Regions from separate parts of the Mus musculus genome. Here region 1 is linked to region 2. The links are chromatin contacts, found by POLR2A ChIA-PET in ENCODE. All regions are on one chromosome and are shown on one strand. Each heading gives the region's core, a stretch centred on a gene start or an enhancer-like site at or near the end of the contact. The rest is flanking DNA. Distances are from core to core; before and after follow the strand shown.

Region 1 (4,242 bases), core at 1,579-4,078, 120 kb before region 2:
ACAGAGTGAGTTCCAGGACAGCCAGGGCTACACAGAGAAACCCTGACAAAGAAAAAAAAAAAAAAAAAAGGAAAGAAAAAAGATAAAACTAAGTGAAAAAAAATTACAATATAAAGATCATAGAGAAAATGCAGACAAAGCAAAAATAAGTAAAAATGACACTAACTGGAATGGAGAGGAAAAATGGTGAAGGCAGGGAAGTCCAAGAGAACTGCTCCTAGCTTATCATCTCTATTAATGTTTTGGCATCGCCTCCAGACTACAGCATAAGCCTCTCTGTTATGCAGACTTCTCAAAACAGTATCTTCCTCTTCACCTTGGCCATCACTCACTAACCACTGTCCCAAAGTACCCAAAATGTCCCCGAGTGCCTGCTTCTCTAAAGCTCTTTTCATTTCCTATCTAAATATCTCTCCACTCACACACATAAGCCTCATTTTGGCTTTCCTTATCATGGTCTGCCCGCCCTGCTTCCAACCCCAACGTGTAACAACAGGCCTCCCTCCGCAGACCAGGCACTTCCCACCCCCCCCCAAACTCACACCCTCCCTTGGGCATGCTGCCAGGGGAAACACCTGCAGGAACATGTCTAGTCCTCAGATCCTGGGGAAGGGAGATGGGTAAGGAATGAAGACACTCACGAGCATTACTGTCAGCCAAGCTGTTGAGGCTACTAGAAATATCCCTTCGCCGGAAAAGACAGACAACCTTTGCTTCCACATTTCCATTTGCAGTCTAAAGGAGGGAGAAAAACCGAGAAGGAAAATTGGCCATTTGAAAGTGGAGATGCATGCCGGGTGTGGTGGTGCACGCCTTTAATCCCAGTACTCGGGAGGCAGAGGCAGACGGATTTCTGAGTTCAAGGCCAGCCTGGTCTACAAAATGAGTTCCAGGACAGCCAGGGCTACACAGAGAAACCCTGTCTCAAAACAAAACAAAACAACAACAACAACAAAAGAAAGTGGAGGTGCTGGGGGGAGGTGGGGGAGTGGAAGTGCGCAGAGTCAAAAGCAATATCTCCTTAAGGGTCTAAGTAGAAGAGCTAGAAAAACTTAGCAGTAAAGACTTAATACTCAAAGATAATTTCAGAACCAATGAAAAGGGTCTCCATGAGTTTAAGATCAGCCTGGTCTACACAGCAAGTTCCAGGCAGCCAAGGTTACATAATAGAGAGACCCTGTATCATTAAAAAAAAAAAAAACCAACTCCACTCACCTTATTGAGCTCCTCAATCCGTCTAACCAGGTAAGGATTGCTGGAGGAGTTCTCAAAATAGACGTAATCTGTAGGAGGTGGGGAAGAAACAAGAGGATCAGAGGAGAGGGCACCCAGATGAAAAAGTCGCTCTGTGTGGACCAAAATGAGACAAAATTCTAGATAGAGATGAAGTGGAGATGAGCAAGAGGAGAGAGTTAAGAAAATAAGTACTAGTCATTAGCTGGACAGTGGTGGCATATGCGTTTAATCCCAGCAGTCTGGGAGACCAAAGCAGGCTCTTGGTTCAAAGCCAGCCAAGTCTACAGCTCAAGTTCCAGGACAGCCAGGGTTACACAGAGAAACCTTGTCTCAAAAGAAACAAGGGGGAAACCTGCCTCAAAAAGGAAATGGGGGGTGGGGGAAGAGAAGAGAGAAAAAAAGAAAAAAAAAAAAAAAAAAAAGGAAGGAAGGAAAAGAGATATTATGGAAATACTTTGCCAGGCAGTGGTGTCACACACCTTTAATTCCAGCAGTCAGGAGGCAGAGGCAGGCGGATCTCTGAGTTCGAGGACAGCCTGGTCTACAGTATGAGTCCCAGGACAGCCAAGACTACACAGAGAATAAACCTTGTCTAAAAAGAAACAAGGAAAAAAGAAGAAAAAGGAAATGAGTTTTTACCCCCTACCCCTGCAACACCCAGTTCTAAAGTCAGATCTTCACTCAAAAGTGAGACTTAAGAAACAAGAACAAGAATTTCCCTGGAGTCCATACAACTTTGCACTCAAGTTGCATCCTTGTATAGGAGAATTGAGTAAACTGTTCAGGCCCCACCTTCGCGAACGCACAAGCCGCCACAGAAAAGAAAACCCCTGCGCGCCTAGCCCCTAGCGCGGCTGGCCGGACGGTGGGTCACTCGGGCCCCTTCCAAAGCCAAGGCCACTTCCAGCCCGGCGATCCAGTCACAGGTCTCAAGAGCACCGTTACGGCTGCAGGTAAGCCTCTGCGGTAGACTCTGCGCCCGATAGCGTCGCCGCCGCGGAACCATGGCTCTTGATTCCGGTTCCGGTCGGTGCCGCGGCCCACACGACCCCAGATGTGGCTCCCCCGCGCCTGCGGACACCGAGTCTCCCTGATCCCGGCCTCAGCCTCTTCCGCTCAGGGTACTCACCTCCCACCCGGTACATGTTAGCCGCCATGGCCGTTCCCGCCGCCGCCTCCGGCCACACAAAGAGGTCCCGGAGGCTCGCGGGGGCAAAGCTCAGCTCCAGACGAAGCCCCCAGCGCGTGGCTGACGCTTCGCGGAAGTGTCGATGGGGCCCGAGCAGCCGGCACCTCTGCTCGCTCAGCCGCCGCGGCTCATCACTGCCCGCGCGACGACGACACTGCTATAGCCTCACGCCGGGACACCGAGGCCAGCTCCGGTCTACTCGGCTTCTTCCGGAACGAGCTCGATTCCTGCCTGACCGGAGTGAGGTTCCAGCTCCTAGCGTCCTCACCGAGTCCCAGCAGACGTCGTGCGGTGCCAACCGCTGGCAAGGTTTGCCCTGCCCGCGTCCGGGTTCGCCTCCTTCCGGAACACCTTCGGCCGATCCGGAGAACAAGGCCCAGCGCTCGGCTCAGGTCGGAGAGCAAGACCCCGCAGATCGGCCACTTCCGGAAGGAACTCGGCTCCTTTCGCTCAGCCGCGGCCTCGCGCTCGGTTATTTCCGTTGCAGCTCGACCCCGCCCCTGAGGGCGGTGAGGAGCCGGAATTAACTCTTTGCACTATGGGTCCTAGCAGCTCCCCGGCAGTGGCGTCGAAAGGCGCGCGCGCGCCCTCACTCTTCTTGAGGTTATTTGCAAGCCGCTTTGCCTGTTATTTGCATATTTGGTCTGAACTCCCTTTTCTCTTCCCGCCCTGCACTTTTTTCTTTCATCCTAACACAACTGGGCCCCTGAGGGGACCCGCCGCACAAAAGCACCAGGCAGTTACTTTTTTCTTTTTATTGCCCCTCACCGAGCAGAGGGTGTCGGAGCTGGGTTGCCTGGCTCAGCCAGCAAGTCTGTTGTTATTTTGTGTGCAGTGGGGTGGTTAGCCCCTCCAGAAAAATGCGCAATTGGGAATGTATGAAGTCAAAGAAAAAGCCAGCACAGGAAAAGACTGTCCTTGGTCCTAGGGGTTTTGGCCAGGGTGGGGCCAGACCACAGTACCAGAGGGACAAGACCATCCAGCATCAATCACACGTCCAGGGAGGAGGCAGGGGACAGAGAGGGCGTTCTAGATGGTGTGGCAGGAGCGGGCCCAGAGCTCCCTGCCCCCAGCACTCGCCACTGAAAGATGCTAGCATCCTTGCCACCTAAGGAGACAAGGTATGAGTCGTCGTGCGTGAACCGGACACTAGTCACATGGCTGCCATGGCCTGAGTACATACGACTTGGCGCCTAGATGAGAGAAAAAAAAAAAAAAAACAACTGGTTGCAGCAATGGCAGGGTACCAAACCTACCCACCTGGGCCCAATGGTCCCCTGAAGCCTCACCTTGGCTCGAGCACATGGGTACTGAAAGAGGTGTACTTTGCAGAAGTCGTCTGCCACAGCCACCACCCGTTCATTGTGGGAGCGGCAAAGGGAGTTGATGTCTGTCCCATCAGAGCCATCAGGCCACACACCTAACACAACAGGTGGCCTGAGTCAGGCTGCTACCACAACCTAGAGTTGCAGTGTTTCAGGTCTTCAGGTTGCCACTGCGCTCCAGACAATCCCAAGGGGCCTCCTAGCCTGGATTTGCCACTATGACCCCCACCCCGAGGTGGCACACGCCCAGGATTCTGAGGGCAGAATGGGTTCTTCCTTGTTTCCCCAGCCCTCCTAACGGATTCCAGATCCTGGCTCACCATAGACGTGGAAGCCCAGCACACAGGTATAGGTAGCCCACTCCCGGTCTCTGCTCTCATAGCGGTTCCTCAGCAGTTTGCAGCCTCCAGCCACATCCCCTAGGTGGAAATCGCCTACTCAGCCGTCATTCTTCCCTCACTTGACGACATGAACTGATCATAGGCATAGCGT
Region 2 (4,407 bases), core at 726-3,225:
CTGTTTTTTGCTTAACATTTTTAAGGTAAGGAACGAACTGTCAGGCCTTAGCTTCCAACTGGTCTCGGGAGAGCGCCAATTTTTCAGCATATTTGCGGCTAAAGGTATTCTGCTAAAGAGGGGTGGGCACCAGAAGACTGATCCACAGGTAGCTCGAAAGCCACACACACACACACACACACACACACACACACTTCCATCCACTAACACCAAGGAACCACGTTAGGCAGGAACCTCCCTCCTGCAAACAGTGTAAAGACAAGACGCCCAAACCTTCAAAAAGATGGACAGCGGATGAAAGCCACCTTCCCAGGAGAATCTCATCAAAAAGCCACTAGAACAGTGCACTTTCGGGCAAGTGGAAACAAGGAATCAGATAGCGCGGTGCAGGGTGGGGTGCTGGATCGGAGACGCACCCGGCAGGTTGAAGCCCGGCTTGGCTGCCAGTTCCTCACCTTGTTCCTCTACGGCCTTGTCACCCGGTGCCTCGGATCCCGGAGTCTCGTCTCCGCTCCGTTCCTCCGGCCCGTCTTCCTCCCCCTTGCCGTTGTCATGCTCTTCGCCACCATTTACCCCACCTGACCCAGCCGTGGCCTCCGCCGGTGTGTCGGAAGCTTCGGACTCGGCCTCCATGGCTGACGTCTCCGGGGGCTCCGGAGGCGGCTGCGCGGCCTGGCCCAAAGCCTGAGCAGGTGGTGGTTCCTCGTCTTCGTCCTCAAGCAGCGCCTCCTCGTCCTCCTCCTCGTCGTCGTCCTCCTCCTCCTCGTCCCCGCCCGGGCCTCCGCCCGACGCGGCCACAGGCCGAGGCTCCGCCTTGCAGGCCCCACCGGGCCCGGCCCCACCAACGCCGGCCTCGTCCTCCAGCATCTCAGCATCCAGTGCCTCCTGAAGACGCTGCGCCAGATCCATTTTGAGGCCGCGCGAATCCAGGCCCCGCCGCTGAAGCTCCGACCGCAGCTCGGTCACTTTCAGCCGCTTCACCTCCATCGCCGCCGTCGCCTCCTCCGCCTCCCGCCGCCTCCTCCCCTGCGAACTGTCGACCGAGCCCGACCGCGCAGGCGCCGCCGCCGCCCGCCTCCGCCTCCCGCGCCAGCACTGAGCCCGCGCTAGCAAGCGCACGCACACAGAGGCAGAGGCCGCGCTGTCTTCGCGGCGTGTTTATGTCGCCTTCCTCCTGCCCTGCCCCTTTCGGCTCACTGAGCGCAAAACAAGACGGCGAGGAGCAGCTTCCGACACACTCTGTACTCGACCGCGGGGGAGTGCGCGCCGAGGACGACGGAGTTCCCTCACTTCCCCTCCCTCCTCTCAGAGATCCGGGCCAATCAGCGCAAGCGGCCTAACCGCGCAGCCGCACAGGGGCCTGAGTCGGGCAAGGCTGGCTGCGGCTCAAGTGCCTCGTAGCACGGAAGCGTGAGCGCGCTCCTCTTTCCGTACTTCAGTCGTAGGCTCTGCGCAGTCGCGCCGGAGTCCCGCCCATCTCAGGTCTCTTACTTCCTGCCCGCTCCCAATTACCGGAGCACCCTAGGGCTTACTCGATGTCCTCTCTTGCTTATTCTTTGACTGTAACTTCTGAGACTAGTAACCGAAGCCAAGCTGGAAGGATGGGTGGTGCAGGGTTTTCGTAGCCAGGAGGGAAAGGCCTTTCCAGCATCAAGGGAGAGAGAGAGAGGGAGAGAGCAATGCCGGGACCTCTTTCTGTGCTTAAACATCTACCCAGCAACAGAGGCGCCAACCCCACCCCTTCCTTCTCTCGTTGGCCAGCTTGAATCGTAGTCTGTTGCTCTGATTGGTCCTCCGATATCGTGCGGCTTTTTTTCCTATTGGAGAAGTGGCCGGGAATTTTTTTTTTCCGGGTTGGTCCGCTGGGGAGGCGGGGCCGGTTCTGCGGGATTACTTTTCTAGACTCCTTTCTGATTGGGTGGCATGACGCAATGCGCGTGCCCCGTTAGAGGCTAAACTGCTGGCAGGTCTGGTCTCTTCCTCTCTGTGCTCCTGCAACTTAAACCGAATTCCTGGAGGAGTCTTCCGGCTTGGGCCTCCGCTGTGGTGCGGTTGTTGGGCACAATGCTTCCGGCCTCTTGTGCCTCACTTGTGGACTGGAGACTCAGGCCTCACTCACTTCGGTTCCTCAATTAACAGCAGAACCATCAACAAATGTTTGTTGGATAAGGACAAATAAAGAGATTGGAAAGGAGCGAAGCCTTTTTGACTTGTTTCACTTGTTCCCGCCTACTCCATCTTCTTCCAGGTCAGGGGGTGTGCCTCAGAGAAAGAAGGAAACGAATTTTGCGGGCGGTCACACACTTGGAACGTTTAGTCGGGCCTTTGGATTTCCCTAGTGTCTGTAATCACGCCGGGATCTCTTCTAATGGAACTCATTTGGTCAATGGCCTCACTATCCTCACATCATTCCTTTTTTTAGTTTGCGGTACTTCTGGAAACTGAAAACTAGCACAGGAGAATAGATGGGACTAGTAAAAACAGCAAAACCCACATCCCTGCGAGCTTCTTGCTTACGAAATCGATGCTCTAATCATTTATTTTGATCCCATTCTACTGCTTCAGTTTCTCTTTCATTTAACAGTTCCAACAGTCATGGAGAAGCGCCTTCAGGAGGCTCAGGTATACAAGGAGGAAGGAAACCAGCGCTACCGGGAAGGAAAGTACCGAGATGCTGTGAGTAGGTACCATCGAGCTCTTCTTCAGCTGCGGGGTCTGGACCCAAGTCTGCCTTCCCCTCTTTCTAGTCTGGGACCTCAGGGCCCAGCTCTCACACCGGAGCAAGAAAACATACTGCACACCATCCAGACCCACTGCTACAACAACCTAGCTGGTAAGTATGGGACGAGCGTGGGCAGAGAATCAAGACCGCAGGGCCGGGCAGTGGTGGAGCATGACTTTAATCCCACTACTCAGGAGGTAGAGGCAGTTCAAATACAGAGTGAGTTCCAGGACAGTCAGGGCTACACAGAGAAACCCTGTATCAAAAAGCAAAACAAACAAAAAAGATAGAATCATCAAGCCCTGTGAACATTGGAAGATGTTCTTTTTCACTGCCACCTGGCTATTTAGCAGTCGATTGAAACCTGTTTCCAATTTGTAGAGTATTCTAAAAGCAAGCGGGATTTCACAAACCTCACCTGAAACTACTTCCTGGGCTCTAAAGCCCAGATATCTTGATTTGGTGGACCTAGAATGGGTTTATTTCGAAGAATGATGCTAACACCTGTAATTGCAGCACTGGAGAAGTCCAAGTAGAAAAATGGCTTCAAGTTTGAGAGCCAGACTAGCCTGTGATGTGTGCTAATACCCTAATTCAAACAAGTAAGAATTAACTGTATCCCGTCGTGGTGGCGCAAGCCTTTAATCCCAGCACTTGGGAGGCAGAGGCAGGCGGATTTCTGAGTTCGAGGCCAGCCTGGTCTACAAAGTGAGTTCCAGGACAGCCAAGGCTACACAGAGAAACCCTGTCTCAAAAAAACAAACAAAATAAAAAACAAAACAAAACAAAAAAAAATAAATTGAAAAATGGAGATAGTCATAGTCCTGGGGATGTTTCGTTTAAGGGATGGTTACATAGGATTCATAGATGTGACATTTATGACGTAGAATGTCAGGTATTTAGGTCACTACACATTGATCTATGTAACTGTCATAACAGTTCTTTCAGTTTAGTCTAATGAAATCATATCTAGTAATGAGTAGATTTAAAATTATACCCAAACAGCCTTAATTCCCAGAGCTTAAATGCTTCTTGCAAGATTCTGTGCCCTTTAAAAAACAGAAAATGCACTAAGGAATTTGCCAAAGATCACCTTTCTTAGAGAAGCCTTCAGTCACTAAGCAACAGTTTAACTTCACTTTTTCTCTAGCAGTTTGATTTTCTTCAAAGTATATTTAAAATTTCATTTGCTTGTGTATGCTTTCCACTTTGTGGTGCCCTGGCAGAATTTAATCCTTGCTTGAACTCAGTTGCTCCTCAGTAGAGATCAGTGAAGCCTTCCATCCTAGAGTGCTTTCCCTAAGCTGGTAAAATCCTGCCTCAAAGCTGGGGCCCGAAGCTAGAGCGGCACAATAGGATTGAGTGTGTTGTGTCTTAGCCAGTGTCCTCCTAAGCTGTTAAATCAGCTCCCTCCTCTCTTAAGCTCAAAGACCTCTCCCTTCTAACCTCTGTGAGAGGGATTTCCCACCTCAACCAACACCCCCACCCCTGATGGCTAGCATTACTCAAAGATATTTCTCGTGAAATCTGTTTTGGCACATGATGAGATGTCCAATCAAGCCTGGAGGTGGAGCACTTTCTTATTTAGACTAAACAAGTTTAGAGAGATGGCCCAGTAGTTAGGAACTCTGGCTGCTCTAGCAGAGGATCAGAGTTCAATTCCCAGCACCCACATGATGATTTAC

Evidence for each region. ChIA-PET counts read pairs that join two places held with the same protein, here RNA polymerase II (POLR2A).
Region 1: POLR2A ChIA-PET joins it to region 2 with 12 read pairs in embryonic stem cell. The contact joins the promoter of Mta2 here to the promoter of Ttc9c in region 2. POLR2A ChIA-PET finds 5 or more read pairs at or near these places in 4 of 5 experiments (Patski and embryonic stem cell).

Annotation. Positions count from the first base shown.
Region 1 is chr19:8,940,506-8,944,747 of GRCm38, reverse strand. It overlaps Mta2 (metastasis-associated gene family, member 2), which reads right to left and starts at 2,828. Exons shown (of 18, transcript NM_011842.3): 1 at 2,366-2,828; 2 at 1,216-1,283; 3 at 642-735. The coding sequence starts at 2,393. It overlaps Eml3 (echinoderm microtubule associated protein like 3), which reads right to left. Exons shown (of 22, transcript NM_144872.1): 20 at 4,071-4,169; 21 at 3,715-3,845; 22 at 3,166-3,618. The coding sequence ends at 3,415. It overlaps Gm10353 (predicted gene 10353), which reads left to right and starts at 2,358. Exons shown (of 4, transcript NR_165499.1): 1 at 2,358-4,096.
Region 2 is chr19:8,816,862-8,821,268 of GRCm38, reverse strand. Ttc9c (tetratricopeptide repeat domain 9C) reads left to right here and starts at 1,975. Exons shown (of 4, transcript NM_027412.3): 1 at 1,975-2,248; 2 at 2,585-2,833. The coding sequence starts at 2,596. It overlaps Hnrnpul2 (heterogeneous nuclear ribonucleoprotein U-like 2), which reads right to left and starts at 1,868. Exons shown (of 14, transcript NM_001081196.1): 1 at 456-1,868. The coding sequence starts at 987.